Regions from separate parts of the Mus musculus genome. Here region 2 is linked to region 1. The links are chromatin loops, found by intact Hi-C in ENCODE. Cell type or tissue: gastrocnemius. All regions are shown on one strand. Each heading gives the region's core, and the rest is flanking DNA. Links, peaks and the distances in the headings are about the cores only. Region 1 overlaps Cdc42ep4 (CDC42 effector protein (Rho GTPase binding) 4). Region 2 overlaps Sdk2 (sidekick cell adhesion molecule 2).

Region 1 (15,416 bases), core at 4,017-12,016:
AAGACCTGAGTGTGGCTGGGGAGGACACAGGGGAAGACATCCTGGGAGTGTTTCAGAGTTGTGGCCAATAGGAGTGGAGATGTCCCCAGTGGCAGATCAAAGGGCAGCCTCCATGGGGACTCCAGGGATCCTGTCCCAGAGCTGAGTCACACACACATACCTCTCTCCACAGGGCCGGCACTGTACCTGCCCCTAGGCAGAACTTAACTTCGTCCAAGTGTCCAGTGTTAACACTTTTTACATCAGGACAGGAAAACCAGCCTGCCGCAGGCCACATCTCTCCCAGAGAAGCTAGCGCTCCGCCTTTTGACAGTAGAGAAAGATCTGGTATTTTCTGGAACAGTCACTAGCCTTTATGAAACTTTTAAAAAGTTGTGGGGTGCTAAGGGCAGCAGAGGGACAGCTGAGGGACAGCAGAGCTACAGCAGCTTTGACACTGTGTTAGGAGGAGGAGGAGTTCTAAGGGGTGTGTGCTGGGATTAGAGATGCAGGCAACTCTGGTATAGCTGAGAGTCTGCTGTTTATACAAGGAACTTGGGATGTACTGGTTTAAGATACCCTCTGGCCTGAACAGCCACAATTCCAACACATAAAAGCCAGAGACAGAACCGCACACGATCATCAAGGACCCCCCCCCCCCCCCCACACACACACACACACACACTTCTCATCCTACGACAGACAAACATCTCTAAAATACCTGGGCCGGGTAAAGAATTAGGTTCTGAGAGACAGGAATGCCCTATCAGAGGACTCAGCCCAGAGAGCACAGGTTGAAGTCATGGTCAGTTCTCTCTCCAGGTCACTGCTAAAACAGCGATGCAATATCCAAAGTGTGGGGGTGCCATGGAAAAACACCCCTCTAAGGTGTCCTTTACGTGTATGCATGTGTGCACAATTCTTGTTTTGGTTTTGTGTGTGTGTGTGTGTGTGTGTGTGTGTCAGGGTCTCACTATGTAGCCCTGGCTGTTCTAGAACTCACTCTGTAGACCAGGCTGGCTTTGAACTCACAGATCTACCTGCCTCTGCCTCCTATCTGTGATGACGAAAGGTGAGTGTTAACCATGCCGACACAGGGTTCCTTTAGGTTATGTGCAAACTGCCACCCATTCAGTCCTTAATTTTCAGTTTTTGTCTTTTAAGAAAATAAAATCAATAGATGGCCAGCCCTCTAAATCTGTGGATTCTCCATCTGTCAAAAGAAAAGATCTCAGAAATAGGCTGGGGCGAGAACTCAGTGGAGTAGGTAAAGTGTGTGCTGCCCACAAGGATCTGAGTTCGATCCCTGGGGCACGCACACAGATCATGCTGAGATGGAAAAATGGGGGGGGGGGAACCCTGGTGAGCCACCTTTAGTGAGAGATCCTATCTTCTAATGTAAGGTGGGGGCCGGAGGGGAGGTGGCTTAGCCGTTAGCGGCACTGGTTTGGTTTGATTTCTAGCACCCACATAGTGGCTCTGTAACTCTAGTCTCAGGAGATTCAATCCCATCTTCTGGCTTCTGCAGGCACTGGGCATGCGTATGGTACGTGTATAACTAACTATGCACACAAAACACTCATACACATAAAGTAAATACATCTAAAAACAAGTTTTAAAAAGTGACATGCAGGACTGGAAGGAGAGCCAGTTGGTAAAGCACCCGCGGTACAACCTGGCAACACAAGTGAAGCCCCTGTCACCCCAGGAAACATGGAAGGAGAACCTGCCTCACACAGTTGTCTTCTGACCTCTACACACGCCCTATGACAAGTGCATGGCCCCCTCCACCCAAGCAACTATCATGGACAGGCACATGGACAGACTAAGGCACTAATAATGTCAATCTCTAGTCTCCACACACATGTGCAGGCAGGCGAAACACGCCCTACCAGAACACACACAAACACTGAACGTGTACAACCCCAACCTCATCTTCACTCCCTAAACAACCTAATGCAACTGTTTTCATAGCATCCCTGTCACTCTGGAATGTGGAACTCTAGAGATGGTTTAAAGTGCCCCAGGGGATAGATACGCACACATTACATTGTGCTGTCTCACGGAAGGGTCTTGAGCCTCTGTGGATTTTGGTGTCCCAGGGGGACCTGGAACCAATCCATCGTAGACACGAATGAACAGCTGTGATGGCTCTGGTATGTCCTTCCCACACACCAGTGGATTGTCATGTAGCCCAGGGGTAGGAGTAGGTGTTGAAATAAATGTGGCGGGCTGGGGTCACAGAGATGATCCAACCCAGTGGCCTGGGCAAGGCTTTGGGGGTGGGGGTGGGGCAGTGAGGGATAAGGAGAGGTGAGTTGCCAAAGGTCATGGAGTTTGAGGGACCCAAGTGGTACCAGGGCTCAGATCTCCTCTGCCAATCTGAAAGTTTTCCCCGAGTAACACTTGCAGTGACATCGCTGCCAAGACTGAGGTCAGCCCTTCCTGTCTCTTCCATCATCTTGCCCAATGTAAGAGCCAAAAAAGGGTAGGAGGAATAAAGAGGGTGGGAAGGGGTGGGTGGGACACATTTCACAAGGCAGGGAGAGTCACAGCACCTGGATCCCAAGAACTACTTACATCCTAATGACCTCGGGACAGGGTGGCCAAGGGGCACCCACAATTGGGAGAGCTGAGGAGCTGAGGCAGAGGGATGGCAAGTTCAAGACCTGCCTGAGCCACAAGAATACTTCAGCCTCCTCCACATCTACAAACAGAGCAGGTGGAACTGTATCAATGGAGGAGAAGTCCCAAATGCGTGGATATTCTTCAGCAAAGCCTTAGCCACAACATCACACGCTGGCTGGGAGAACCAGGGCAGTAAGGGGCGGCCTGAGAAAATGAGGAAGCACGAGGTCCGTGGAAACCGTGACGGGTGGGGGTGAGGTGGAGTGTCTGTCCTGAGGCCATGTAGCCACATGGGACAGTTTCCCTAAACAGCAGGCAGTGGACTCCCATATCCATCCACTTACAGCCATCTGTGACACAAACACACCGATACATGTTCATTGAAAGGGACAGAGGGAAACCAAGATGTGAGGCTGGGCTCAAGAGAAAAACTGGCTAAAGCCAGGTGCAGGGGTGGGGCCGGGCCTGCCTTTTATCCCAGCACTTGCAGGCAGAGGCAAGTGGCTCTGAGTTTGAGGCCAGCCTGGTCTACACAGTAAGATCCTGTCTTTAAAAAAAGGTTCCCTGGTGAGGTGGGGGCTGGGGGGAGGGGTGCAGGGTTGCAGGGTGTGTGTGTGTTCCTGTGCATGTGCCTGTTCATTTTGTGCATGTGTGCCATGGCTCACTAACAAAGGACAACTTAAGGGGTCAGCTTTCTCCTTCCACCACGTATGATCCAGAGATGCAAGTTTTTTGAGCCTGCTAGCAGGTGCCCCTTCCCCCCACTCTTTATAAACAGGGCTTCTAGGGGCCAATCTCAGGTCCTCGTCCTTCCACATTACCAACCCAACTATTTCCCCTGCCTCTCCTCCCTTTAATGTGGCGAAGCTGCTTTTAATAATAATAATAATAATAATAAATCCCAAAGCATCAAAGGCTTAAGGAAAGGACTTTAATTTCAAAACAGCTTAAAACTCTCCAGTTGTCAGGGCTCAGCATCTACAAGAACAAGACATCAGCCAGGGCTAGCACGGCTCTGCACATTGCCAGGCTCTCTCCCACTGACATCTGTCCCTCCTCCCTTCCCCAGGCCACCCCCAAGAGTCATGTTTTATGCTATGTGTCTGGGAGGTAAGAGTGGACAATCTATAGAGATTTGAATGCAGGAGAGAAGAAGGCTCAGCAGGTTATGAACACCGAGGGCCTGGGTTCACTTCCAGGCACCCACATGGTTGTTCACAACTGTAATTTCAGTCCCAGGAGAGCTGATGCTCTCTTCTGGGCTCTACAGCACTGACTACACTTACATACATGCACGCAAAACACCCATCCCCATAAAATAAAAGCAAGCTAACTATGACTCTAGACCCACAGTCCTAGGCCAGACTCATTCCCAGATCTGTAGAGACTGATCACCTGTCCCCACCCCTAACCCCCACCTCTCACCCTCACAAGGAGAACACTAGCAGCTGCTTCCTGGTGCTCCAGCCTTCTTCTTGGCCAAGCAGGTGACTCGGAACAACCACGCCCACCCAACGGAGACTGGCCTTCCGCCAGTGTCACGGGAGCTTTGAGCTGGAAGTCAGCCACCCACAGGACAGTGGGATCTAGTCAAGAGACACTCCAGATAGGTGAGAGCTTGGGTTTTACTCCTCCCACACTCCCAGCTCGGCCACTCCAATACTGTGAACAAAGAGGGAAAAGGAAAGGGCAGAAGTCACTCAAGGTGCTCCCTTCAACTGACCATGCGCAGAAAAGTTATGGCTGCCAACGACTCCCCTTTACCAGGTACCTGTGTGTCTAGCTTGGGGCTGAGAAAACAGACACGTACTCTTCTGCACCTCAAAGCAACCATGCAGGAGGTTCTCATGATACATCTATTTTACAGGAAGGGGATTTGAGGCTCCAGCAAGTTAATTTCCTCCCTCCTTCCCTTATCTTCTGAACTGACTGACGGTAGCCCATCTCTCTCAAACCCTGGTGCAGTATGTTTGGAGGGGCTGAGGAGCACTGGGCTAGGAAGGCTGCTACCCTGAAAATGACTGGGACCAGAATCCACATTACCAACTCCTTGATTAGAGGGTCATCTCTAGGGACAGCTGAACTTGATCCTCCCAAGGCCCTACAGAGTCCTAAAGAGAAGGCAGCGGAAAGGATCCGTGCGTGAGAACTCCAAGCCAGGTGTCCCCTGGGTACTTAGGAATGGGGTCAGCACAAAGCCTAGATTCAAATCCTTCTCAAGGAAGCCCTGATCCAGGGTTGAGAGCCTCAACCCTGCCAGATGCCAGGGAGAAAGATCAGAATCCTGACCCAAGTTAGCGCTTTAACTCTTAGATCTGAGCATTTACTGCACCCTTCCCAGAGGCCGGCCAAGCCCGGCCAACACTGCCCAAGCCCAGCCAGGGTACAGCCTACTTCCCAGAGATAAACATCCCTTCTCTGATGGGCTCTTCCTGGAAGGGAAAGTGACTGAGGCTCTCCAGACATCACTTGGTGCTTTGTCACGGTTGTGTCGGGAAGCATGCCGCCTAGGAATTCCTGCTTCTGGGGGTGGGGTGGCAGGAGATGCTGGAGATGGGTGGGGGCCAGAGTGACCCGGCAGCATGTGTGTGTGTATTTAATTTTTTATATTTATTATTCAGGTGGTGGCAGTGCATGTCTTTCATCCCAGCACTCAGGGAGGCAGAGGCAGGCAGATCCCTGAGTTCAAAGCCATCCTGGTCTACAGAGTACGTTCCAGGACAGCCAAGGCTACACAGAGAAATCCTGTCTCAAAAGAACAAAAAAAGGTTCTGTTTTATTTATTTATATGTATGTGTCTGTATGCAGTTATGTGCAAGGAGCCCAGACACTGAAGTCACAGGCACTTTCGAGTGACATGATGGGGGTAATAGGAACTGAACGTGGGTCCACCACAAGACAAGCAAGTGTTCGTTCTTAACCCCTGGGCCAACTCTTCAGCCTCAGGTTATTAATATTCCACACCTGACATCCAGTAGAGTGGCCTCTGGCTTCATGTGGCTGCTGAGGTATTAAATACCTCACATGGAGCCTGGGAAGGCCGCTCAGTCAGCAAAGAACTCACTATGCAAGCATGAGGTCCGGAGTTTAGATTTGCCAGCACCTACATAGGCCAGCAGAGTAGCGTATGCCTGTAATCCCAAGGCTAGGGAGGCAAGAGAGTTCCCTGTGTCAGACGGGTGAGCTCCCAAGTTCAGTGAGAGACCCCGTCTCAAAAGATAAAGCAGAAGGGCTGGAAGACGGTCAAGGTTAAACGGTCCGACATGCGGGCATGCGATTGTCAGCACGCCTAGCAGCAGCTCACCCCTCCTGCAATTCCAGCTCCAGGAAGTTCAATGTCTCTGGCGTCTGTGGGCACCTGTACTATGCCTGCACACACGCACACATGTGCACACACACACACACACATTAAAAGTGTGAGGAAACATAACTCTTCTATGGGGCAGTACAGACTTAGATATTTCCCTGTTACACAGGCAGGATGCGTTATTACAGATGGGGAATAAAGGCAGTCATTGTTCCTTCCTTCTGGGACTGAAGGCACTCATGCGCTGGTAAATCACACGCCATGTCAAACGCCATTGCTAACACCCCAAGTTTCCATTCCGCCAGTCTGTCACAAATGTTTTATTCTTTCATTGAGACTCTATAACTTCTATTTTCCATAACTATGCCAGCTTGTAATTATTTCTGTAAGACTGGCGTGAAAAAAAGAAATCACTTCTGTTTCCCACTGCCATTCTATTTTGAGGATGCTCTGTCATGTTACAGTCCCAGCAACATGAGGTGATCAACTTTAGGTGCTTGCCTGCCTTCCCTGTGTCTCTCTCCCTTGTGTGTGTGTGTGTGGGGGGGGTGGGTGTCAAGACAGGGTTTCTCTGTGTGGCCCTGGCTGTCCCGGAACTCATTCTGTAGACCAGGCTGGCTTTGAACTCAGAGATCCGCCTGCCTCTGCCTCCCAAGTGCTGGGATTAAAGGTGTGTGCCACCACTGCCCGGCTTCCCTGTTTCCTCTTTGAGACAGGGTCTTGCTGTGTAGCCCTGACTGGCCTGGAACTTGATACAGACAGAGTTGGCCTCAAACTTTCAACCATCCTCCTGCCTCTGCCTCCAACTGCTACAATGATAGGCTTTCACCGAATTGAAACTCTAAAATACAAACATAACCTTTCCTCCGGAACGTGTAGTGTGCATTTCTTTGATTACTAAGTGTGTTGTTTTAAAAAAATGTATTATCGCCACGCAGACCTGCTCCTTGGAAACTGCTCACTGAAGCTTTTGCCCATTCCTCTATTGGCAGGAGGGGCTTCCTGTTTTCCAGTAGACTTGCTCGATATCTTTAAATCCTAGTGCTATTCTGCAAATATTTTGGCAAATCTGGCATATGCCTGTCTACATTATGGTGACACACATGCTGCCAAGCGCCTCATTTGTTTGTGGTCCAGGCGGCTTTCTGCCTTCCGGCCTTCATCTTACCAAGCAAAGACTTCTCTTCTATTCCCCAAGTTTGTGGGCTGGGGGGTGGGGGTACAGGTGCTAAAAGTATGGGAAATGCAGGGCAAGCTACTCACAGGAGAAACAAAACCAAACCCCCAAAGAAACGCAGCGAAGTGCAGCTGTCTGTGTGACCTCTACCACTGAGTCACTAAAAGGGGGCCACAAAGACCAGGAAGAGTCAAGTGCCAGGCCTGGAGCCGCTGGTCCTGCCATCCCAACTACTCAGTGTGAGCGAGGAGGGTCCTAGCTCAAGAGAGTCCCGTTTACGTGGTAAATTCCAGGTAAACCTAGGCGCTGCAGCTAAGAGCCTCCTTCAACGTTAAGTTAGTGGTGGTGGACTGCTCACCTAGCCTGTGCTAGGCTCTAGATTTTGATCCCTGGTAACAAACACACATTAGCAGTAAATGGTACTATATAAAATATAAATATAACACGGCAACACAAATAACAGTCAAATAAACAGAGAAGCAGTAGGTGGTTCACACCGCAGTCTCAGCACAGGGGGAAGTCTACGCAGGAGGACTGAGGCAGTATGACTACACAGGAAGCTCTGGGCTAGCCTGAGCTACAGAGCAGGATGTTGCCTGTTTTGTTCATTCGTTTGGTTTTTTAAACCGGGTTGTGGTGGCAGATCTTCATGACTTGGCCACTACTTGGTTCTGTATGGTGAGTTCCAAGCCAGCCAGAGTTAAAAAGTGAGATCTTGCCTCAAACAACAACAACAACAACAACAACAACAAAACAAAACAAAAACCCGGAAACAGATGTGGAGAGATAGGAACATGGCAGTTCCCAGCACCCACACTGTAGCTCACAGACATCTGTAACTCCTGTTTAAGGGGATCTGGTGCCCTCTTCAGGCTACCTTGGGCACTGCACACACACAGTGCACAGACTGTATGCATAGGCAAAAAAAACAAAAAACAAACAAACAAAAAAAAACCCCTCATACTCATAAAATAACAAAACTAGGAAAAATGTGACAGCAACAAAGAACAATAATTTTCCTGAACTCTTATAAGAACCAGCCTTGTTAAATGGGTGGAAAGCAACCAAAGCTGCCTTGGTTCGATATGCGCTCCTTCCTGAGCCTGGGCGGCTGTGGCCGGCTTCCACAGAGCCTTTCCTTCTGTGCCTTGTTCTGCTTCTTTCTGAAGCAGATCTGGAGTCTCACCAGGCAGAGCAGCTTTGGAGCATCCAGTGGTGAGAGCCCAAGTGCCTGTCTTCCCCCTGAATTCATCCTGGCTGCTCTCATCTACGGACTCTTCCATGTGTGTCTCAGAATGAGGAAGGCTGGGCACACTATACACTGCTCATCCTGGCCCTTGGAAAGCTGAGGCAGAAGGATTCCAAGTGCCAGTCCAGCTTGGGCTGCAAAACAAGAGTCTACCTCAGAAGCCTAGAGAGAAGGGGAGAGACAATCCTGTCCTATCTGCAACAACTGTCCTTACTGAACGGGACACTACAGCAGACATGAAGAACATTGGTTTCTGCCTGGCACCCACAGTGACATCCTAAACCTAGTTACCCATAGGGCTGCCACCAGCCAGGAGGGGCCACTAAGTCCTCACGTTGTGGCTAGTGAGAATTGGGAAACATTTTCTTTTTCCTAATTCAAGTATTTTAAATTTTAAATAGGATGTTTGGTTCCTTTACAGGAAAACTTCAGAGTGTTGGGAAAACCTGTGTGAATCAGTGTATGACTGTAAAATTTTTTGCAATCCAAACACTGATCAAATATTTATAAAGTTTGGTATCCAGACTGTAGTGTACTATTTAGTGTGAGACACATGATAGATGTTGAAGCTTTTGTATCTTAAAGGACAATATAAAGTACACCATAGGTAATTTCTGTACATTTACTTATGAACTTATTTGAGATGGGGCCTTACTAGGTAGCTGTGCTGTCCTGAAACACACTATGTAGACCAGGCTGGCCTTGAACTCACCAGAGGTTAACCTGCCTCTGCCTGCCAAGTGCTAGGATTAAAGGGGGCATATGTCTCTCCATTTTGTCCACTTCTCTTTTATTTGTGTGTGTGTTTGTGTGTCTGTGTCTGTGAGTGTCTGTGATCAGTGTGTATGTCTGTCTGTATATGTGTGTGTGGATTGTATACGTGCCTATGTGTGTGTCTGTGTGTGAGAGTGTGTGTGTCTGTGTGCATGTATGTATGTGTGTGTGTGTCTTGTGTATGTGTCTATGTGTGTGTCGTTTCTGAGAGTGTGTGTATCTGTGTCTGCATGTGTTTGTGTGTGTATGTATGTGTCTTGTGTATGTGTCTATGTTTGTGTGTGCATTTGTGTGCACCCACTCGTGCACACATGCCAACAGAGACACAGAAGAGGGAGTTAGATTCCCCTGAAGTTAAAGTTACAGGCATTTGTAAACTGCCCTGCATAGGTGCTAGCAATCAACCCAAGGTCCTCTGAAAAAGTAGCAAGTATTCCTAACTGCTGAGCCATTTCCCAGACCCTCCACTGAAAAACTTCAACAACTATGTGGGAATGGCAATATTTTGGACGTGCAGCGTTAATATGAAAATTTACCTTTTTAAAAAAAATATGACTATTAGAAAAGTTAACATTAGGGGGCTGGTGAGATGGCTCAGTGGGTAAGAGCACCCGACTGCTCTTCTGAAGGTCCGGAGTTCAAATCCCAGCAACCACATGGTGGCTCACAACCATCCATAATGTGATCTGACTCCCTCTTCTGGAGTGTCTGAAGACAGCTACAGTGTACTTACATAAAATAAATAAATAAATAAATCTGTTTGTTAAAAAAAAAAGAAAAGTTAACATTAAACTGGGCAACGGTGATGCACACCTTTAATTTGAGCACTCACTCAGCACTGTGAGCTGGAGGCCAGCCTGGTCTACAGAGTAAGTTTCAGGACTATACAAGAAACCCTGTCTCCAAAAACAAAAAATAAAAAAACCTATAGAAAAGTTAAAGTTATGCGTATGACCAGCCTTCTATCCTTTATTGGGGCAAGCGGTAATCAGACTTGGACATGGAAGCCTGGGCTGTATACATGCTAATAAGCCTGTGTCCTAGCACACAGCTGCCCTCAGCTCCCAGCATTATGCTATTAACAGCACTGCTCTATGGCTACTGTCATCAACTGTCACATTCTCTAGTGGACTCACAGACAGTCTCCATTATCTCCAATATACAGAGATTCCTCCCTCCACCAGCCTGAGAGGATTGGCATTATTGATTGGTGTGCGTGCTACCACGCCCCCACTCAAATTTGCAATCCTTAACAGTGTATAAAACTATACGATTCCAATGCCTGAACCAAGCTAACAAGTGGGGAAACACAGTGTGTCTCAGCAATCAACCCCTTAGTTGGTAAAGAGGGAATGCAGTCGACTTTGGAATCAGGAGTGGTCTGGAGAGACGTCTACCAAAGTTAGTCCTGATCAATTGGCATCTAGGATTTGAGATGCTCCCTAGCCTCAGGCAGAGGGCCAGACCCTGCACCAGGTGGTCCTCTCCCCAGGCCACAGGTCAGAAGTATGGAGCAGAGCAGACACTCCAGGTCCTAGATGCTATATGTTCTGGCTAAATGGCGTTTAGTACTGAAGGTTCTCGTGCTGCGTGTCTGACAGCTTTTATCTTGGGTCCTTTTCCCAACAATATCAAATACCACAGATCAACACTGTCATCTCCATCTTGAAGATGAGAAAGCAGGGCAGGGTTTAGAGAGCCCATGAGTCACCAAGGTCACACAGCTCCTAAGGACAGAGCTGAGAGAAGAATCCAGAGAAATGTGATGCTGAACTCTCAGGGTTTCCACTCTACAAGCACATCGGAGGTGGGAGGGGTCTCATCAAGCCTCGAAGGGGTGATGAGGGAGGGCTACAAGGACCAAACACCCACAGGAAGCCCACTGCTTCACAGACTGTGTTCGTCTTAAAGATTTCCCCAAGACCCATGAGATGGCTCACATCTGTAAAGGCACTTGTCACCAAGCTTGAAGGCCTGAGCTCAGCATGCCGAACCACATGGTGAAAGGAGAGAATGGAGCACACAAGGGTGTCTTCTGACCTTACTGTGACCAGTGTGCACACGTGCGTGCGTGCGTGTGTGTGTGTGTGTGTGTGTGTAAAAGAATTATTTTACCCGGCGTGGTGGCGCATGCCTTTAATCCCAGCACTTGGGAGGCAGAGACAGGCGAATTTCTGAGTTCGAGGCCAGCCTGGTCTACAAAGTGAGTTCCAGGACAGCCAAGGCTATACAGAGAAACCCTGTCTTGAAAAACAAAAACAAAACAAATAAAAACAAACAAATAAAAAGAATTATTTTAAAATATCGCTGGAGCTAGAGAGCGCAGTTAAAGAGTATTTGTTGCTCTTGTGGAGAGGATCAGAGTTCTGTTCCCAGCATGCACACGGAGGCTCACAACTGTCTCTAACTCCAGTTCCATGGGGCCTGCCTGGCTCCTGCTGAAGGCGTTCACACACATGGTGAACATTCATACATGCAGGCTAGCACTGATATATATATATATATATATATATATATATATATATTTTAAAATCTCCAGTCTGGGCACTCCATTTTCTATCATCCTAGAGAAAATTATTAATTCTAGGAAATAGACGGTGGGGTGGGGGGATGGGAGCCCTTGAGCTGGAAATTACCTCAATCTCACCCAGCATCCATCTCTACCCTCAGTCCAGAACCCTCTGGCTCGAACCAGGGGAAGGAAGCCAGCAGGAGGGTGAAGGGAATGGTTTCCCTTACCATGGCCTGCCCACAAGGGAAGAGAAAGGGGCCAGGGCCTGGGAGAGACCGGAAACGACAATTGACCAAGGAGCCAAGACGAAGAACAACTAATGACCCAAGGACATCCGGCAGCTTCACTTGTTTATAGGACCTTTCCTGGAAACGTGGGCTTCCAGGAGTCAGCCGCCCGACACCAGCCACCACAGGCGATACACAGGCTATAGGAGACGGTGTCTAGCGGAACTAGCGGAACAAGCGGACAAGCGGGGCTTCTGCTCCTGGCCTCACATCAGAAGGAAGCTGCTGCGCCTGCAACCAGATCCATCCGCGAGGCCCTGCTTAGTTCAGTTTCACTTTGCTTCTCCCAGGAACCACTCCTGAGCTGAGAGGCAAACACAAGTGTACTCTGGGGGCTCCAGAGAAAACCCCTAAGTGAGATGGCAGATCTTCCAACCTGGCTTTGCTGGGGACTTGGAATAGAGGGGGTTAAGAGCCAGATCATAATCGGGCTCACCACACTGAGCTTGCTAGCTATCTCTGCCTCAGTTTCCCCATAGCTTTCAAAGCCTTCTACATTAAGGTGAAGATGTAAGCTCACGCTCACACACACACAGACACACAGACACATTCTACAAGGGGTGACACAACTCAACAGATAAAAAGGCAACCCTGAAATGTGCACTCTGCCGGGACCCCACATCTACTGAGCATGCGCAGTGACGCTAATTTCAAACAGGATCCACGGGCAGTCCTGAACATACCTGTACAAACCTAACCCCATAGGCTCTAGGGTGTCGCATGAAGCTGTCCCCTGAAGCCAAGGTACAGAGTCTGTCCTAGCTTAGCACTGCCACCCAGCAGGGGGTCATGAGGCAGCCCTGCCTAGGGCTTCCTTCTCTTTCACCTTTGACCTTTAGTGATATGGGATGGAGAGGGCCAGCTCTTCTCAAACCGAACTTCTGCTCCTTCTGATTTCAGGTCAGTAAGGACCATGAGAAACACTCTCATTCTTCCCCAGGACCAGGGTACGGAAGAGACAAGACTGACAAGACCCTGGGTTCTACCAGCAACAATGCACAGGACCTCAAAGGAGACAGATGTGCCAGACTCCTGGAGAGAGCCGCCTGCTGCGGTGGCTTCCGCAGGTATCATCCACTACCCTGAAAACCAAGGCAGGGGATGGTGACCCAAGCAGCTATGAGGAAACATGCAAGACGTGCAAGGCTCTCTTGCCCTGGCCCTGGGATTAAAGGCAGGGGTGTGCACACATGACACCTTCAAACTGTTTCTACCACAGACCAAAATGGGAGAGCCTACCTCAGCTTGAAAAGGTGAGGTCAAGACCACCAGTCTCTAAAGGAGGCTCCATGGGCCAGCAATGCCCCACCCCCTAGCAGCGCAGTGCCTGGGGTGCAGGGAAGGGCTAGAAAGTGTTCCTCAGCTGGAAGGGAGCCCGAGGCTCCAGGAGGCCCACTGTAAGCTGGGGCTTCACTGGTATCAGGAGTAGGAATGTGGGCTGCTAATGGCTGAACTTTCTCCACCAGGCAAGTCAGGCAGGGCTACTTTTAGCCACTCTGCTGCCCCTCCCTCGGTGACTGTCCCAGGCCCTACACTCAAGGATAGCTGAGCATCATCCCAGAGGCACTTCAGGAGAATTAGCTGGAGTCTGCTGTCAAGGGCCTTCTGCTAAACCACCACTTGAAGTGTGCCCTGGCTCTGGGACTTGGTCCCTTCTCCCAAGGCTGAGGAAGCTTCCGGTCCTTCGGTCAGAAGAGGACCTAACCATAGCTCAGGTCCATGATCAACTGCCAGGGTGAGATTGCTCAACCCCCTCCACTCCCCAGCCTTATCGCTGGCATCAACCCAGCGCCTCTGTTCTTCTGAGGGGCAGAGTCCTCCCTCCCCCGGCAGGGGCAAGCGCCTAAGTGTCTGTGGGGCTGAGACGGTGGCATGGATGTCCCAACCAGAACAGCTGGAGCCGCTCCTCCGCTCCTCCGAGGCCATCCGGGATGCTGACTTGCAGACGCCCCTCCCCTGCCAATTCCATCCAAACTTCAAGGGAAGCAGGAGGCAGGGATAAAGGAAAAGAGGAAGAGAAGGAGACACCAACATCAAACACCATGCCTGCCACAGATGGGCACGGCCTGTCCAGGCCATGGGAAAGCAGTTGCAGTTGCGGAGGGGTGGGGGAGGGGTGGGGGAGGGTGTTGCTGAACCACGAGCGACCCAGGCCTTCCTGGAGAAAGCTCTGAAGGGAGGGTCTAGGATCCCTTTACAGGTCAGCAGGAGACCACCCCTGGGACCACAGCTTTACACAGGGAAACTCTCCCTTTGCTTGCGACTTCCTGCTGGGAAGCTCGGATGGTCAGTTTCAAAAGAAGGCTGGGCGCACACACAGGATCAGAACAAGAACTCGAAAGCAGGCATATGCGAGCCACAAACTGAGGGGGGAAAGGAGGGTTCAAAAGAGAGGGAGACAGGAGCCCCCCCCCCAAAATGGAAGAAGTGCTCAGAGGAACAGCACGAGCATACAGACAGCATGAGCAAAGGGTCCTGCAAACCCCGAGAAGTTACCAGAGGGGCCGAGACACCCCCACATCAATACTGCTTTGGGAGCAGGCTCGCTTTAGCATCCAGCTCCTTAAAGTCCGCGCTAAGATCGATCACCAGGAGCTGAGAAGCTCTCCTCCCGCCCGTATCTCCCAAGGTTCCACTCAGTGGGAAATAGTTAAGGGGCAAAGTCCCTGTTCACAGAGGAGATAAACCACATTAATCAGTAGTCACATACAGGCAGCTGATCAGGGCTGGTAGCACATGGTCCCTCCCACACTCAGCCCTGTATCAGCTCCCTGACATGCATAGTAGCTTCCCGGTCTCTAGTGATGCCCCACTATTGCCAACTGCCCTTGGGCTGCCCAGAGGCCTGGCTCTGCTCCAGCACGTCCCTCCAACCCCACCTCCCCAGTTCTGGGAGAAACCTGTAGCTAAGGTTCCCCATGCTGTGGGCCCTGTTCTTTGTTCTTTAAAATTCACTCCATCCCACTGGTGGTCCCCCCCTCCTCCAGCCAGGCCTCAGAAAGGGGCGGGAGAGGCTGCTGCAGGCGTTACTGGAAACCCAGACAGGGCAAAGAAGTTGCAAGGCAGAGGCCCCCTGCCAGGGGCCTCTCATTGTTTATGCTCCCCAGATCTCGGGTCCAGATGGTTGCTGGGGGTAAGGATGAAAAGTATCCCAACCGCTCCAGCGAGAATGGACAAGAGGTTTCAAAGTAAAGACACCCACAAGGAAGCTTTCCTCATTCAACGGCTCAACTACCTGGGCAAAGAATGGGAGCTGTCGGCCCAGGGAGAGACGTGGGAGCCGGTCAGATTGCAAGAGGTGAGACTGTTGGAGGGTGGGTGAAGGGGGGGGAGGGAGAAGTTCCCAGCCAAGAAGAAAAGAGAAAGCATTGTATTTCCTTTTCATTCTCCCCGGGAGAAAAAGAAAACTTCCGAAGCCCAGGCCGCAGTATTTCATTGGGCAAACACAAGGAACCTGGTTTGAGTTAACAGAGAGGGAGCGCCCCTCCCCCCGCAGGCACACA
Region 2 (15,416 bases), core at 3,799-11,798, 54 kb after region 1:
TTTTCTTCTTCTTTGTCCTGGAACTCACTTTGTAGACCAGGCTGGCCTCGAACTCAGAAATCCACCTGCCTCTGCCTCCCGAGTGCTGGTTCTTTTTTTTAAAAAAGAAACTCCACAAGTTATTGGTAAAACATGACTCAGAGGAGTGATGAATGTTTGGTTCTCTTAGATGGCTTATTGGACAGAGCAGAAGACTTTTCTAGAAAGTCTACTAGGAGCAAGGCTTTGGGGATAGGGTAGAAACAAAGCCAGACCCAACTCTATGGGCAGGCAGTATAGCATCTGGCCCTGAAACAGAGAAGCTGGAATCCCAGTCTGCTGCACTTGAGTGAACTCCAGGATGGTCTTCTATTTCCTGCTCCATCTCCCCAGTGCTGGGATTATGGGTGTGGCTGGTGTAAATACTGCTGGGGATTGAACCCCGGGGTTCCCACATGCTAGGTAAGTACTCATCCCCTGAGCTGCTGAGACTGAACCCCGGGGTTCCCACATGCTAGGTAAGTACTCATCCACTGAGCTGCTGAGACTGAACCCCGGGGTTCCCACGTGCTAGGTAAGTACTCATCCACTGAGCTGCTGGGACTGAACCCCGGGGTTCCCACGTGCTAGGTAAGTACTCATCCACTGAACTGCTGAGACTGAACCCCGGGGATCCCCACATGCTAGGTAAGTACTCATCCACTGAGCTGCTGAGACTGAACCCTGGGATCCCCACATGCTAGGTAAGTACTCATCCCCTGAGCTGCTGAGACTGAACCCCGGGGATCCCCACATGCTAGGTAAGTACTCATCCACTGAGCTGCTGAGACTGAACCCCGGGGATCCCCACATGCTAGGTAAGTACTCATCCACTGAGCTGCTGAGACTGAACCCCGGGGTTCCCACATGCTAGGTAAGTACTCATCCACTGAGCTGCTGAGACTGAACCCCGGGGTTCCCACATGCTAGGTAAGTACTCATCCACTGAGCTGCTGAGACTGAACCCCGGGGTTCCCACGTGCTAGGTAAGTACTCATCCACTGAGCTGCTGAGACTGAACCCCGGGGTTCCCACGTGCTAGGTAAGTACTCATCCACTGAGCTGCTGAGACTGAACCCCGGGGTTCCCACGTGCTAGGTAAGTACTCACCACTGAGCTGCTGAGACTGAACCCCGGGGTTCCCACATGCTAGGTAAGTACTCATCCACTGAGCTGCTGAGACTGAACCCCGGGACTGCTGTATGCTCATCTATTGAGCTGCATCCCTAGCCCCTCTTTTAGTTACTCTTCAGCTCCAAGGTTCCTCCATAAGTCCGAGTTACAGAGAACCCGGGCAACGGCGGGGCTCTGGTGACTGTAGGGGTCCAGGCTCTCATGTGATTCCTGTGGCCCAGACCCCATTTGCTCTGGGGGAAACTGAGCAGGGCTTGGAGGTGGTGGTGAATGACCCATGAATGACTTCTGGATAGCTTTTCTCTCCCGCTTTGGTCTCCAAAGTCAAGGAAGGAAAGAAGGGAGAGGGATGGGGAGGAAGAGGAGGAGGAGGAGGAGGAGGCTGGCTGTGTGGTAGGATGCTGCTTATCCCTTCACCCACATTTGGTAGCAGCCACCACCTGTCTAGGCTTGTGCCCTCGTGCCCCTCGTGCCCCTTGCGCCCCTCACCTGGGAGTCAGAGATCTCCGAGGGCTTCTCAGTCAGGCTGCTGCTCTCAGCTGGGATGAGGTCGTTGTACTTGGTGACGTCTTCATCAGAGTAATGTAGGCTACCTGGACTGGGCCTGGGAGGGGACCTAGGGAGAGGAGTGAGGCTGAGAGGTAGTCTCAGAGAGGTCTGGAGGAACGCAGGCCACCGGCCCCTCCACCCTGGGTTCCTCCTTGTGACCACACTATGTCAGTCTGGGCCTTAGAGAAGTGGGTGGGGTGAGGGGGGACTTAGCAGAGGAGGAGAGAAAACAGAATACCACACTGAAGTCCTTGAACATATAGGGCAAATGGAATGTGTGTCTATGTGCCTGGGCACATACATGTATGCACAGACATTACTGAGTCCAGGTCAGCCTGAATCTGGTTTGGTGAAAACAAGATTTTTCTCATTCCCATGGGGGCATAGAACATGCAGGCCTCTATGTATGTGTCCTATGAGTAGGAGGGGGAGGGGGACAAGGGGAGGTGGGGCCATGGGTGAAATGCCCCCTTGTTCCCCGTGGCAGTCCCAGGAGCCTGCTCAGCGGGGCTGTGGCAGCCATGCCAGGCTTGGGTGAGTTTTACCGCAGCTTCAAACGCTTCTTTCTTTGGAAGTCTGGATTGGCGAGGGATGAGAGCCTGAGTGCTCCGCCCTCTGCCTTCCCCTCCACCCCCTTGGAGAAGTACACATGGCTTACCCTTGCAAGAGGAGACAGAGAGAGGCTTTGTGAATTCGCTCAAAGAGGTTGCTCCCCCACCCCCAGCCTGCTGCCTCCACCGAACTGTGAATGTCAATACGCTGAGGCTGGAGACCGGAGTCCCTTTGGCTGTAGCCTCAACCTCCCTTGAACTTTTGGGAACATTAAACTGCCCAGTCCCGTCAGAGGAGGACCAGGTAGACCCCAGAATCATCCCTGGCCCTTAAGAATGGACAGCCTGGGGAGGGGGGTATAGGGGACTTTCAGGATAGCATTTGAAATGTAAATGAAGTAAATACTTAATAAAAAATTGGAGGGAAAAAAGAAAAGAATGGACAGCTTGGTGGCTTCAGGGAAGACTATCCAGAATAGACTGGAGTCAGAAAGAAGTCAGGAATGGGAGTTGGGTCCCACCAAAATGGCCGCTATCTTTTTTCATTGCTTTGGGCTTTTGGGAAAGGACCCCGTTTGGTGCAGGCTGGCCTCAAACACTATGGAACTCAGGGCTGATCGTTCAGTACTGATCCTCACAGTTCTGCCTCCCAGGAACCCGCCAGGATTACAGGTGTGCGCCACTACATCCAGTTTTCACAGTGTTAGGCCTCAACCGTGACAGGCAAGCTCTCTGGCAGCTGAGCCAGAGGTCCTTCCATGCTAACTGCTTCCAGAGGCTGAAAGATGGTGGCAGGATCTTGACTTGACTCCAACCAAAGTAAGCCAAGCCCAGGAAAGAAGGTGCTTACTCTCCCCTTGCTAAGAAAGGCACACACAATGGGCTAGTCCCTGGCACCTCGCACCGAGGTGTCTCATCTGGGTCTGAGATGGGGTGCATGGCCGTCTGTCCGTAAGGCTGGTTACTAGTGCAATTGACTGCAAACTACTGTAGGTTGGTTTCCATGACTATGTGTTTCTGCACTCTGCAGCTATTGGCAGAGACTCTTAGTGTCCACCTCCTCATGGAGTTTCTAACATTCTCTAAGCTGTGACTGGGTCTGGTGGGACTAACAGAAGCCCCTAAGTATCTCGCTGGGGTCCCACGTGACCTTCCGCTGACCATTGCCAGCCCTGAAGCATGGATGCTATTTCCCAGGGAAGGGGAAGGCCACGTGGGCATGGCTTGTTCCATGCTCCTTCCTGGCCATCCCTGCTGGACGCTGCTGTGTGGCCCTCAAGTCTCTGTCCTCTGTCACACATGCAGGCGTAGTACCTGGTGTACAAGCCGTTCTTCCTGCAGAAGGAGTTCTTTACGGACAGCCGACGGTTGTTGAGCTCCAGAGCAGGGAAACTGCTTTCATCCAAGCTTAGCATCTCCCCGTGGCCGAGCGCTCCTGACTTGGTATTCCCTCCTGAGGGCAAAGAGATGTGGGGGGAGAGGGGGGAGAGAATTGGTACCCATCAGACCACACAGCCAGCCATTCCTTCCCAGGTCCATTCTCCCACTTAGCTGGGATGCTCCTTTTTCTTGCTTGTTAGTATCAAGACCCAGATTAGAGCCCAGGGTTGTGTGGAGGAATTCCTGGCTGCCTCGCCTGAGATGGTACATTGCTAGAAAATGGACCTTCCCAGCCCCCAACATAAAGAAGACCCCCAGGAGTCAAGCCTGCCGTTGGGAGGACACAGGGTCACTCACCTGAATCTGTCTTCTTGGAGTACTTCTTGCTCTGACCTCGGATGATGAGTACGAAGACCAGGAGAAGGATGAAGATGAGGCCCACAAGAGCAATGACCACTAAGAACCACCATTCCTCATAAAAGGGGCTGGCTTTCTGGGCTGCAACAGCAGTAGAGTGTCAGGACCTGGATGCTCAATACTCTCCTGCCTACAAGCCTTCTTGGTCCATCTGGGGTCCCACCACCTGCTCATGGGCATTACCAGTAGGTGGGGGTCTGTGCACTCTAAAAGTTTCTGCTTTGATCTGCTGGCAAAGGTTTGCCTGGGAGACCATTTTAAGAAGAGTTTTATGGTCTAGTTGATTGAGAATTCCCTGGGTTTATTAAGAAAGAGTGCTGCGATCGATGAGTGATGTCTGCCAGGGGATCAAGAATGGAGAGTAGCAGTTTGTTAGCTGCTTTTTTGTTTTTGCTCTCCTGACTTTGGGGGAAAAAAAAAAGACTTTGATAGACAGATTCTAATTTGTGTGTGGAAAGATGTTTCTCTGGACTTTAGTAAGCCTGAGAGATCTTTCCTCAAAGTTATAGTGAATGTTTTTGTTGTTGTTGTTATTTATTTATATGTTTATTTATTTACAGATGGTAGGAAGCTAAGAAGTTTATTTTCATCTCTTTGTCTTTCATAATTTGGTGTTATCCATCTCGGCACAGGAGCAGTATATGGGTGGAAAAGGAGCTGGGTTGCTAATGCCCAAGCAGAGAGCCGATTTTCTGCCTCTATATTTAAAGTGGTCAGTAACTGGGCAGGGCCATAGGTGTAGGCCTAGTGCCACATGTGAACCCTGAGGTGGATAGGAGGAATGAAAGAGAGGGGGAGGGTGGGGCAGTGAACAGGACCCACCTGGGGTGCTGCCCAGTGGGGTCTTAGAGGCCACCAGTGTTAGCCCATGGCCCACCTGGGTGCTGTCTGTTGGGAGTGGGGTGAAGTGGCTTGTGTGGAGCCATAGTTTATGGCCTGGCTAGCAACTTCCTCTGAGGCTGTGAACTGCGGTAGGCATGGAGCCCAGAGCTCATGGTTAGAGAAGTTGAGGGACAGTGCATTTCTATGACCACCTTGACTCTTCTGCTGCCCAGTGTCCGCCTTCTTCCTGTCCCCTTCCCCCAGCATGACATCAACTCTTCCATGGACTCTCTGACCTGCCACCCTATAGGCTGGTACCTGGCACAGACTGGGAGGGGCTGCTGGGAGTGCCAAAGCCGTAGTCGTTGACTGCGATGACCCGGAAGTCATAGCTTACGCCTGGCTTCAGGATGTCCATGCTGAAGGTGTAGGAAGTCACCTCCTTGGGGATATCCTTGATGAGAATGTCCCAGAGCCCCTCATCTGCAGGAGCAGAGAGAGGAGGCACTGTGAGGTGGAAGAGCCTCAGATCCCAGCTGATCTGGTTCTAGCTGTAACCCCCTGAATAACGGGTCCCATCTAATCAGTGGCCCAACGCATGCCTGAGCCTGGCTCTTAGGACGGCCTTGTCTTAGAGACAGATACTTTCTGAGAGAGTGTGCCTCTAAAATCTTTTCTTTAAAATTAAAACATCTGTAAAACATTTAAAAAATGTACCATGCAATAAATTCTTTAACAACCAAACCAGTACAGGCTGAACATCCTAATCAGAGAAACTAAACTCTAATATCGACACGCCTGTGATCTTAGCACTCCAGAGGTCAAGGAAAGAGGATATCAACCTTGAGGCTAGCCTGGGATATACAGTGAGACTTAAATGAATAAAAAAGTAAAATCTAAAATGCTCCCAAAAAGAAACATTTTGAGACCTATAACATCTCAAGCAGAAAGACTACACACGCTTAAACTTTACTTCATGTACAAAATACTAAAATAGTGTATAAAATTAATTTTTAGGCTATGTGTATATGGTATATCACATAAGAAAATTTATATTTGTCTATCCAAAATATATTTAGTATATTTGCATAGATATTATATAGGCAATTATATTCTTATTCTATGTTATATTATGTATATATAATATACATATATAACAGGATATGTATTATAGAATTATCTTGATCTCCCAGCTCTCCCTGCCGCAGCGGCCCCAGCCTCACTCTCAGGGACCTCATTCTTCCGTGAACTTCTGAGCCGATCTCCTGTACCAGGGCTGGCTTCCCAGTTCCAGAACATTCTCTCCCGGATTGAAGGAATCTGTTGCTCTTACCACACTTTCCCTCGGATCCAGCAGGGGAATCTGGGACATAAGTAGCCACCACTGCCCTAGCATCATTTGAAAAAACATTTTGGACCAAGTCCAAGTGTGCTGCAAGCCGGGTCGAGGGCAGCCTGCCTCTCTGCATCATAGACCCTGCAAGTTTACCGAAGCCTGCATGAGGTCTGTCTGTTCAGAGATTCTCCCAGAAGGCCCTGGGTCCTGAGCCATGGCTGGTAGTATGCATTATGCATGTGTGTGCGTGTGTATGTGTGTGTGTGTGTGTGTGTGTGTTTGTGCGCGTGCACACGTGCGTGCACGGCCATGTCTGGGTCTCCTTTGCTCCTCCTTCATTGCTCTTCACCTCATTCTTTTGAGACAGTGAGGGTCTGTCATCGAATCTTGAGCTCAGCAATCAGCTAGGCTGGCTGGGCATAGACCATGGGGATCCCTGCTTGCCTCTACCTCCCGGTACTGGGGTCACAGAATTTTCCCTCAGCTCTTATATGGATGCTGGTCATGCAAACTCGGGACCTCATGCTTGGGTAGCAAGCAATTTACCCAGAGAGTCGTCTTTCCTGCCTCATTGTCAGTATTTTTGAATATCTACTTGATTATTACCTACGTTATTTTAATTTTTTAAAAATTACCTTTATTTTATGTGAATTGGTGTTATGCCTGCATGTATGTCTATGTGAGACGATGTCAGATCTTGAAGTTACAGATAGTTGTGAGCTGCCACCCACATGTATATCAGAGTTAGATCTGGAGTTACAGACAGTTGTGAGTTGCCACGGTGGGTGCTGGGATTTGAACCCTAGTCCTCTAGAAAAGCAGTCAGTGAGTGTCCTTAACCACTGAGCCATCTCTCCAGCCCGCTAACTTAAAAATCTTTTGAGACAGGGTCTCACTTTGTGGCCCAAGCTGATCTGGCATCCACAACTCCCTGCCTCCTCCTCTTTCCTTGTGCCAGCATATCCAGTTACCCAATTATCTTTCTGTTTAATCTCCTGGCGCTCTCCCTACTTCGAGGCTGTGCAATCCTTAAGGATCATGTGTGGCTTGTCTTTATATCCTTATACACCAGCACTTAGCTCAGACACCCTTCGTGGCGTGTGCTAAATCTAGGAGCTCTGACTTTCCCCTGCGTTTCTCATAGTATTATCTCGCAGGTCAATGCGTAGCTCAGCACTTCATTCCTTGGGATGTAGTGGGGCTCAGATCCCTCATGCGATTACTGTAACAATGTGGCCTCTCCCATAGCAGCTGACAGTCCTGTGTCATACAACCTGATGCGCGGGCTGGGGGTGGGGTGGGGGAGTAGCTGTAACAATGACAGGGGGTAAGAACTTCTCCTGTCTGACAGATAAGACAAGGCTCAGAGAACTTAACTTGTCTTGCCAAGGTCACAGCGACATGGCTAACAGTGCTGGCATTTTCTGCTGAGCTACCCGACTCTTGGCATTGAGTTTCCTCATGGTACCCGGGAAAAGCGGTGGGTGCAACCAACGTCTGCTAATAGCTCATGGAGAATCCTGCTGTTGCCTTCTAGAGGCTGAGGTCTCCTGCCTGCTCTTTATACCCACTCCCCCTTCTCTGTACCCCACACAAACAAAGGATGGGGGCTGGGCAGTGAGACCAAGCCAGAAGCTGCTAGAATGTCCCTCAATGGCCTCAGTCCTCAGAGTCAGCAGATGTGGGAGCCAGTTCACAGGCCCGGTCAGTCCCAGAGCGAACCCCTCCCTCGCTCTGCTCTGCCCGAGAGCTAAATGGCTCAAAGTCGGTATGTCTAGCTTAGTCTGTGTAGCACAAAGCACAGCAATGCAGGGATATTTTGTGTCACCAGGGCTGTTTTGTCATGAGGAGCACATTAGCATGGAGGGAGGATAAAAGAGGGGGAAGGCAGCCCAGAGGAGGGGAGACAGCCATCTCTGAAAAGCAGCTCACTTTCCAACAGGTTTAATTAAGGGTTGTCCACGCATCCTCAGGGCTCCCTTCCCCTGCTTTCCCACTGTCTGTTCTTCCTTAGAACTGCTGGTGTTGACCCTTCTGTATCTGTCACGGAATGCTGGCTCAGTCCTTCCTCTGTTCCACCTGTGTGCACCAAGTCACAACCCCCAAACTTGGAAGGACAGTGGCCCATGCTGGGCCTCCCAGGAAACACTGGAAAAGCAACAGGCTGAGGTCCGGGGCCAACATTCCACAGCCTGGCACCGGGTCGGCTGACTTTGGTGGAATAAGCAGGCACAGGCCTTGGTGAGGAGATGCATGCAAAGGCCTCTGGGCCAACTCAACAGCCGGCACCAGGGAGGGACCATCTGGAGAGCCGGCACCACCTGCAGTGTAGGCGACCTGGTGCATCTGAGTTTGCTAGACACTGAGCTATGGTGGCTGTGATGGTTAGTGTGAGATTAGGGCAGTGGTGGGTGGTGGTGGCTTCCAGGAGCTCCCAGAATAATTAATTCTTTGTTATTGGGGTGACCCAGCCACCCTGAGGAATGTACAACCTGTGGTGGTGGTGGTGGGAGCTGGTTCAAGTCTCCATAAGAAGTATTCTGTGGAAATGGCTTGGCCAGCAAACTGCTTCTTTTGCAAGCATTGAGATCGGAGTTTGATTCCCTAGAACCCAGGTTTTTGTTGTTGTTGTTTGTTTGTTTGTTTGTTTGTTTTTGTTGTTTTTGTTTTTCTGGATTTTTTTGAGACAGGGTTTCTCTGTACTAGCCTTGGCTGTCCTGGAACTCACTCTGTAGACCAGGCTGGCCTCGAACTCAGAAGTCCGCCTGCCTCTGCCTCCCAAGTGATGGGATTAAAGGCGTGAGCCACCACTGCCTGGCCAGATCCCAGGTTTTTAATCTTTGTTTTCAAAAGCCAGACACGGGCACAGTGGCAAGCGATTGGGAGCTCAGTGCTGGAGAGACAGGATGATCTCTGGGGCTCTCTGGCCAGCTAGCCGAGGTTAATTTGGTGAGTTCCAGGCTAGTGAGAGACCCCGTCTCATAAAACAAGGTGAACGGCACCTGAGGAATTACACCAGAGGCTGACTTTAGGCATCTACCTGCATGCACATGTCAACTACTACTAGGCTCTCCTACCTCTGACTATTAATTCTCATTTGGCAGCAAAGACTTATCTTATCTTTCTCAACTTCTATCGCCTAGGCGCAGAGCCTCAGAATACAAAGATCAAGCCGGCAGCTCTCGGCTGACTTGGGCTCCTCTGATTAGCTTGGAAACCTAGCAACAGAGGGAGCTGGAGTTTGCGGAGTAATGGAACTGGTGCCCGGGGAAGCAGGTGCAGGGCCGATAGTGAAACAGGAGCGGAGAGCAAGCCCCCTCAGGAGTGACTTATCAGCCGCTCAGCGCCTGATGGCTTTGGAAGTTCTTGTGATTCGATTTCAGGCTTGACAGGAGAGGTCGGTAGGATGACAAAGTGAGTCACAAGCAGGACATGGGCATTTAGCTAACGTGAGCCAAGCCTTGCTTTTCTGGCTTCGTGGTCTTCATGGGTGTGCATGCATGAATGAGCGTGCGAGTGCATGTGTGCATGCTCGAGGGTGCGTGCACTTGTGTATGGAGGTCAGAGGGGGATGTTGAATGTCTGTTAATTGCTCTCTACTCTATTTCTTGAGACAATGTCTCTTTGAAACTAGAGCTTGCCAATTCTAGCCAGCAAACTCTAGGGCTCTGCCCCCGTGCTGGTGTTACAGGTGTGCACTACCATGTATGACTTTTCTATGGGGTTGTTGGGGACCTGAAATTGGGTCCTCATGCCTGAACATTTGACTGTCCAGCCCTTCCTCTGGCCCCTTGAACAATCTTTAGCCTTAGTTGGTTCCTACAAGGTGCTAACAACTGTTTCCGGGGATTCTTTTTTTTTTTTTTTTTTCAAGGCAGGGTTTCTCTGTATAGCCCTGGCTGTCCTGGAACTCACTTTGTAGACCAGGCTGGCCTCGAACTCAGAAATCCACCTGCCTCTGCCAACCAAGTGCTGGGATTAAAGGCGTGCGCCACCACGCCCGGCCCCGGGGATTCTTAAGCAAGAGTCTGGCTCTAAGGAAAAAGCCCTGTCCTCTGTCCCCAACTCCAGCTTCACTTACAGTAATTGCACACATACATACCTTCATGGATGGAGGATGGGAACAAGCCCAAGGGTAAAGATGGGAGAAGGGTAGGGCGTGGGCCACAGAGGGAAGATAGCCCAGCCTGAGCAGGGCGTACCTGAAGGCCTGGCCTCTATTACGTAGCGCGTGATGGGCCCTTTGCCAGGATCTCCGCTGGACCAGTGGATGGCAATGGCTGAGCTGTAGCGAACGATGATCGGTACTCCCGGTGGTCCTGGGGCACCTGCAAACATCCCATAGTGCATGAGGGCACCCATGGAACCAAGAGTGGCCTCTCTTTACAAAAAACCTGTGCTGGTGGGAGGGGGCTGGGCAACCAGGTCAACTCTAGACATAGAGCCTCTGGGACGTCCTGCAAATACTAGGTCCGAAGAGCATATCTTGGGCCGGGCCTGCCAGGATGTGGCCAGTCTCTCTTCCTGTTATTCCCACACCTCCTGAATCCCAGGACAAGGCACGGGACAGGGTAGGCGATGCTCCTGGGAAGAATTCCAGAGCAGAGACAGAGGACGAAGGCATGTAAGACCAGGCAGAACGTATCACGTGATCCACTCATGGAACCCCTCAGGGGTGCCTCAGTTTGCCCATCTGCAAGGGTCCTGTGGAAGGATAATCCTGAAAGGAGATGTCATAGTGGGCAGCAGAGGTGAACAGACTGATGGTGGAGTGTGCCCAGGGATGGAGGCCTGTCTGAGGGGGTGAAGGTCCCTTTAACATCTCCTTACCTGACATGGGATAATGCCCGTCCAGTCTCTTACTTGAAATCTGCTACCCCTACGTGCATGTGCTGTTAGGCTAGGTGTGGAGAGAGCAGGCTGGGGCCCTAGGAAGCCTCAGGAGGAGAACCTGGCAGAAGGTGTGTCTTGCAGACTGAGATATTAGAGAGGGAGGGTGGACTAGCAGCCTGGAGGCAGCCTGTGTGGACAGAGCACTGGGCCGGTATCCGTCTATGCTGCATCGCTTCACTGGGAGTGTACCAGCACAAGCCTTGACCCTTCCTGGAGACTCCTGCCGCGTGTGGTCCCCACCAGGCATGTCTCCCAGTAGACATGATGCTAACCATCCCTAGAGCCTAGCCCACAGTAGATGCTTCCTATGGGCTCATAGTACCAGGGGCTGAGGCAGCAGTGTATGTGCGTGCGTTCAGGCTGACTGATGGCCTCTCGCTGCCTGATAAGAAGAGAACACAACTCCAACTTCTCACCAAAGCCCTCTGGGACCCCGGAGAGTCGTTCAACTCAGACAGGAGGCCGATGGAGACTTTGCACACATGGGAATACATATTCGCACAGCTGGATACCCCATTGCCAGGCCCCCATATCTACTCCTGACGTCAGTTTTGGAGAGCTTCAGTCCCCCCCCACACACACACTTTCCCTTCTCTAAGGAGCATCCTGCCTGCAGCCCATAAAGGGGAGATACGGCCTGAGAGTGGGGTGCAGGCTGGGGAGGCCTTTGGAGTCCCTGCTTTTCACTCTGTATAGGGCATCGCTCAGGACAGAGAAAAGGGCTGCCACTGGCTTTTTTGGTGAGCCAAGGACAGCTGTGCAGGTGTTGTGTCTTGTAGAGCCCTCGTGGGTAAGGTTGGCTTTCTTTCTTGGTATTCCCCACTCCTCCTCTATTTCTTGTCCAACGCCTTCCCTACCCCGTGCCACAAACTCCAAGCCTGAACTCTCTAAACCTTAAGTCGGAAGAAACTGAGCTCAGGTGGCCTGCTATTTGCCAACTCTCTTCTAGCTTTTAGATACCAGGAAGTCTTGGAGGAGCAGAGCTGAGGAGGCTGGGACAGCAACCTCCAGGGGTCCTGCACATCCTGTTCTTACTGAATGAGAAACGGGGGTGACAAACCCACAGCAGGTAGAAGGCAAGAGGGCCTGGACTCTCCAGGCCTTTTCTTCTTCTAGCCCAGACTCTGGAGAAAGTTTAGTCTGCTGATGGCCCAGGGACATGGGAGGGGAAGGAGAGGGTGGAAGCTGGGCTGGGCCTGGCTGGAGTCTTCCTCGAGAGAGGGTGTGGGCGGCGGGGTGGCTTAGGAGGTGATTTTTATGGTCAGCATGGAAAACCTTGAACCCTTGACAGGGCCAGAGGATACTAAACCCTGATTGCCCCCAGGGTCCTGGGTGGAGAGAGAGAAGTGACAGAGGCCAGGGGCAGTGACAGAGAGGATTAGGGTGGGACCCTAAGGGCAGAACACTGACATGCAAATACAAAGTGGCCTTCTATTTGTAAAGGTATCTGTTCTAGGGCAGCCAGGGCTACACAGGGAAACCCTGTCTTGAAAATGGGAAAAGAGGTGTTGGGTGTTGGGGAAGGCAGGCCTGGCTGCCAGGAGGTAGCTCATGTGTCAGAGAGTTACGGGAGGTGCCAGTGTCATCGTTAGAGGAGATGACTGCGTCTCATGGGAATCAGAAGCTCTGTGCCCACCCAGGGAGCGTACAACCGGACAGGAGCTGGGAGAGAGTCTTCTGCCCCCTGCTCCGACAGCCACTGCTGGGTGGGGGAGGGGGAGGTACAGGGAGGTGGTTCCGGCCAGGATGGAGGTTTGGATGCCTGCCAGGCTGCCTCCTTCCTGGACAGAGGTGACAGGGGCTGAGGTGACAAAGGCTGAGGGTTAGAGAGGAAGGAAAGAAGGAACACGCGGAAACCTCAGTGGTTGTAGTGGCTCACCCTTGTAAAACCGGCACTGGAGCGAATGAGGCCGGAGAACCATGAATAGCAGGCCAACCTGGGCTCTATATTGAGGCAGACCCCGTGTCAGCCTGGGATGTGTGTATGGGCCTGCGTGGCGGAGAGGGTCTGGGTCAGTCCAGGCTTGGGCGGGAATAGCCCGGTGACTTAGATGCTAATAACCAAGCCGAGGATGAGGACAAGAGTGAAGCTAAGAGGAGGGGTAGGGAGGAGGAGTCAAGAAGAGGGAGGAGGAGGAGAGAGGGAGGACTCTTGGGGCAGGGATAGAGGAGTAAGTAAGCTCTCCGCTTCCCAGTGTCTTCTGAGCTAGACAGGTCTCTAGACCTCCTGGGTCTCTCTTACTTGGAGGCCTGAGGATGCGGGGCATAGGACAGTGTGACGTCTCCCCTACCTTCTCCAGGGCCCGTAGTGATGTTGGCTTCAATCTCAGGCCCATAGGTGAAGGTCTTGGCTTTGATTCGGAAACGATACGTCATGCCCTCGGCCAGATCCTTCACTTTCAGCCACAGTGGGCTGTTCCCCTTCACGTCCACTGTCACAATCTTGCTGACCCCTGTGGGGGAAGGACCGTGAATAGGGGCTGCAGTAGCTGGTGGGAACAGGGCCACCAAGGCCACTGGCAGCTCCTGGGAGGAGGTGACGGTTGTGGCCTCCATCTCTTGGAATCAGCCGAGCTGTCACTCAAGCCCACAGGCTGCCAACACTGTGTCAGGAACATGGCTCTGAAAAGAGCTCAGGAAAAAAAAAACACTCCATGGTTAAAGTACCCGGAGGAAAGCTATGTCCTGTCTGTGCATCCCGGAACAGCCACAAAGTCTCCATCCTGTCTCACTGCTAGACTACCCGTCAGCCCATCCCAAGCCAACATATCACAGAACGTGACATTTAGGCAGCTGGTGTTGGGACGTTCTTGAAGATGCCTCCAGCATTGGAGCTGGATAGCACCCGGTGACTATTCTAACCCCACCCCAGCCCTAGCCCCAGCCCCACCCCAGTCCCACCTTTGTTCTCTTCTTGGCCAATGAGAGCCCAGCTCCAGGGGCCCCATCATCTGTAACCATGTGGCTTTTAGGGTTGAAGCTTCAGCAGCTAAGGTCATGGCAGCCAGGGGCAGGATTGGGGGCTTCCACAAGGTGGTTCTGTGCGCTCTGCACTTTCCTAACCCTAAAGTCTCCCTGAGAGTCAGGACCAGGTTTTGTTCTCTTATAGAAGGTCACCTCAGAACCTGCTATAGCCCTTAAGCTTGTGTGTGTGTATGAATTCCCTTAAAGCTGGAGAAAAATATAAATAAATATATAATATAAACATATAAATATTATATTTGTATATTATATATATTTATATATATATATATATATATGATTTCAGTTTATTCTTCCAACAAGCCCAGAGGGTCAGGAGCATTCCTAATAAGGAAATGGGAAATGGAACTTCACATAAAAGGAGAGTGCACCAAACACATAGTAGGTACTTTATTAAATTTATTTATTTATGTATTTAATTTCTTAATTCCTTCCTTCCTTCCTTCCTTCCTTCCTTCCTTCCTTCCTTTCTCTCTCTCTCTCTCTCTCTCTCTCTCTCTCTCTTTCTTTCTTTCTTTCTTTCTTTCTTTCTTTCTTTCTTTCTTTGACAGAGATCTCCATGCCTCTGGCTGCCGAGGTGTTAGGACTAAAGGCGTGCGCCACCCCTGCCTGACACTGTTTCTTTTCCTTAGATGCTAATGATCCAGCATCAAGCCCCGGAGGGAGCAGAGTGGAGCAGGGGACATTCTGCTCACATGTATGCCTGGATACCACTTGCATGCCTGGTGCTCAAGGAAGCCAAAGAGGTATTGAATTGCCTAAAACTGGAGTTATGTACAGTTGTGAGCTGCCATGCGGGTGCTTAGGAATTGGCCCTTTGTGACAGTAGCCAGGACCCTAAACTGCTAGGTGTTCTCTCTATGCCATATTTATTTTTGAGACAGGGTCTCTGGTGATGCAAATTGGTCTCGAACTTCCCTGAACTCCTGTCTCCCTGCCTATACCTCCTGAGAGCTGGAATTGTGGATGTGAGTCACCATGGCTAACTTACGTGGTGCTGAGGATGGTACCCAGGACTCTGTGAATGCCAGGCAACCACTGTGCCAATGGAGCCTCAGCTCTAGCCCTTTCACTTACTGAATGAGTCCTCTTTGCTGAGCAGATGCCATCCTGGCCTAGACCTTGGCTTTCTCTATAAGAAAATGGGGGGCTGCTGGCCTGCTGCAGAGCTGTGGCATTTCTAAATGGACACCCTGACTCAGGAACCTATAAGGACATGGAGTTTAGACCCTGATGGACGAAGATCTTGAGAGGCCAAGAACTCTGTTTCTCAAAGTGGGAGGTCTCTGGATAGGCCAGGAAGAAACCACTTAGACAAGAGCCTGTCTAGGTTC

Evidence for each region. Hi-C counts contacts between places; a loop is a spot of excess contacts. Peaks named below come from ENCODE experiments on the same cell type or tissue, not always from the same donor. Only the 100,000 strongest peaks of a DNase experiment are listed, where the experiment ranks them.
Region 2: it touches region 1 in a loop (2.3-fold over the local background); 13 of 42 quality-filtered maps call a loop at or near these places.

What each region holds. Positions count from the first base shown.
Region 1 is chr11:113,735,247-113,750,662 of GRCm38, forward strand. All of the region lies in intron 1 of Cdc42ep4 (CDC42 effector protein (Rho GTPase binding) 4), which reads right to left. Among named protein-coding and RNA genes, the nearest start is that of Cdc42ep4, 8.9 kb to the right of the region's middle. In gastrocnemius, for the core only: a CTCF peak has its summit at 7,976 (motif pointing left); a DNase peak (open chromatin) is centred at 4,142; H3K4me3 peaks cover 361 bases; H3K27ac peaks cover 2,649 bases.
Region 2 is chr11:113,789,734-113,805,149 of GRCm38, forward strand. Sdk2 (sidekick cell adhesion molecule 2) reads right to left here. Exons shown (of 45, transcript NM_172800.3): 39 at 13,392-13,553; 40 at 10,410-10,535; 41 at 5,190-5,354; 42 at 3,990-4,130; 43 at 3,567-3,705; 44 at 1,642-1,768. Gm51930 (a long non-coding RNA gene) reads left to right here and starts at 14,387. Exons shown (of 3, transcript XR_003949797.1): 1 at 14,387-14,467; 2 at 14,715-14,828. In gastrocnemius, for the core only: no CTCF peak of the experiment used is centred there; DNase peaks (open chromatin) are centred at 7,681, 7,823, 8,441, 9,072 and 2 more places.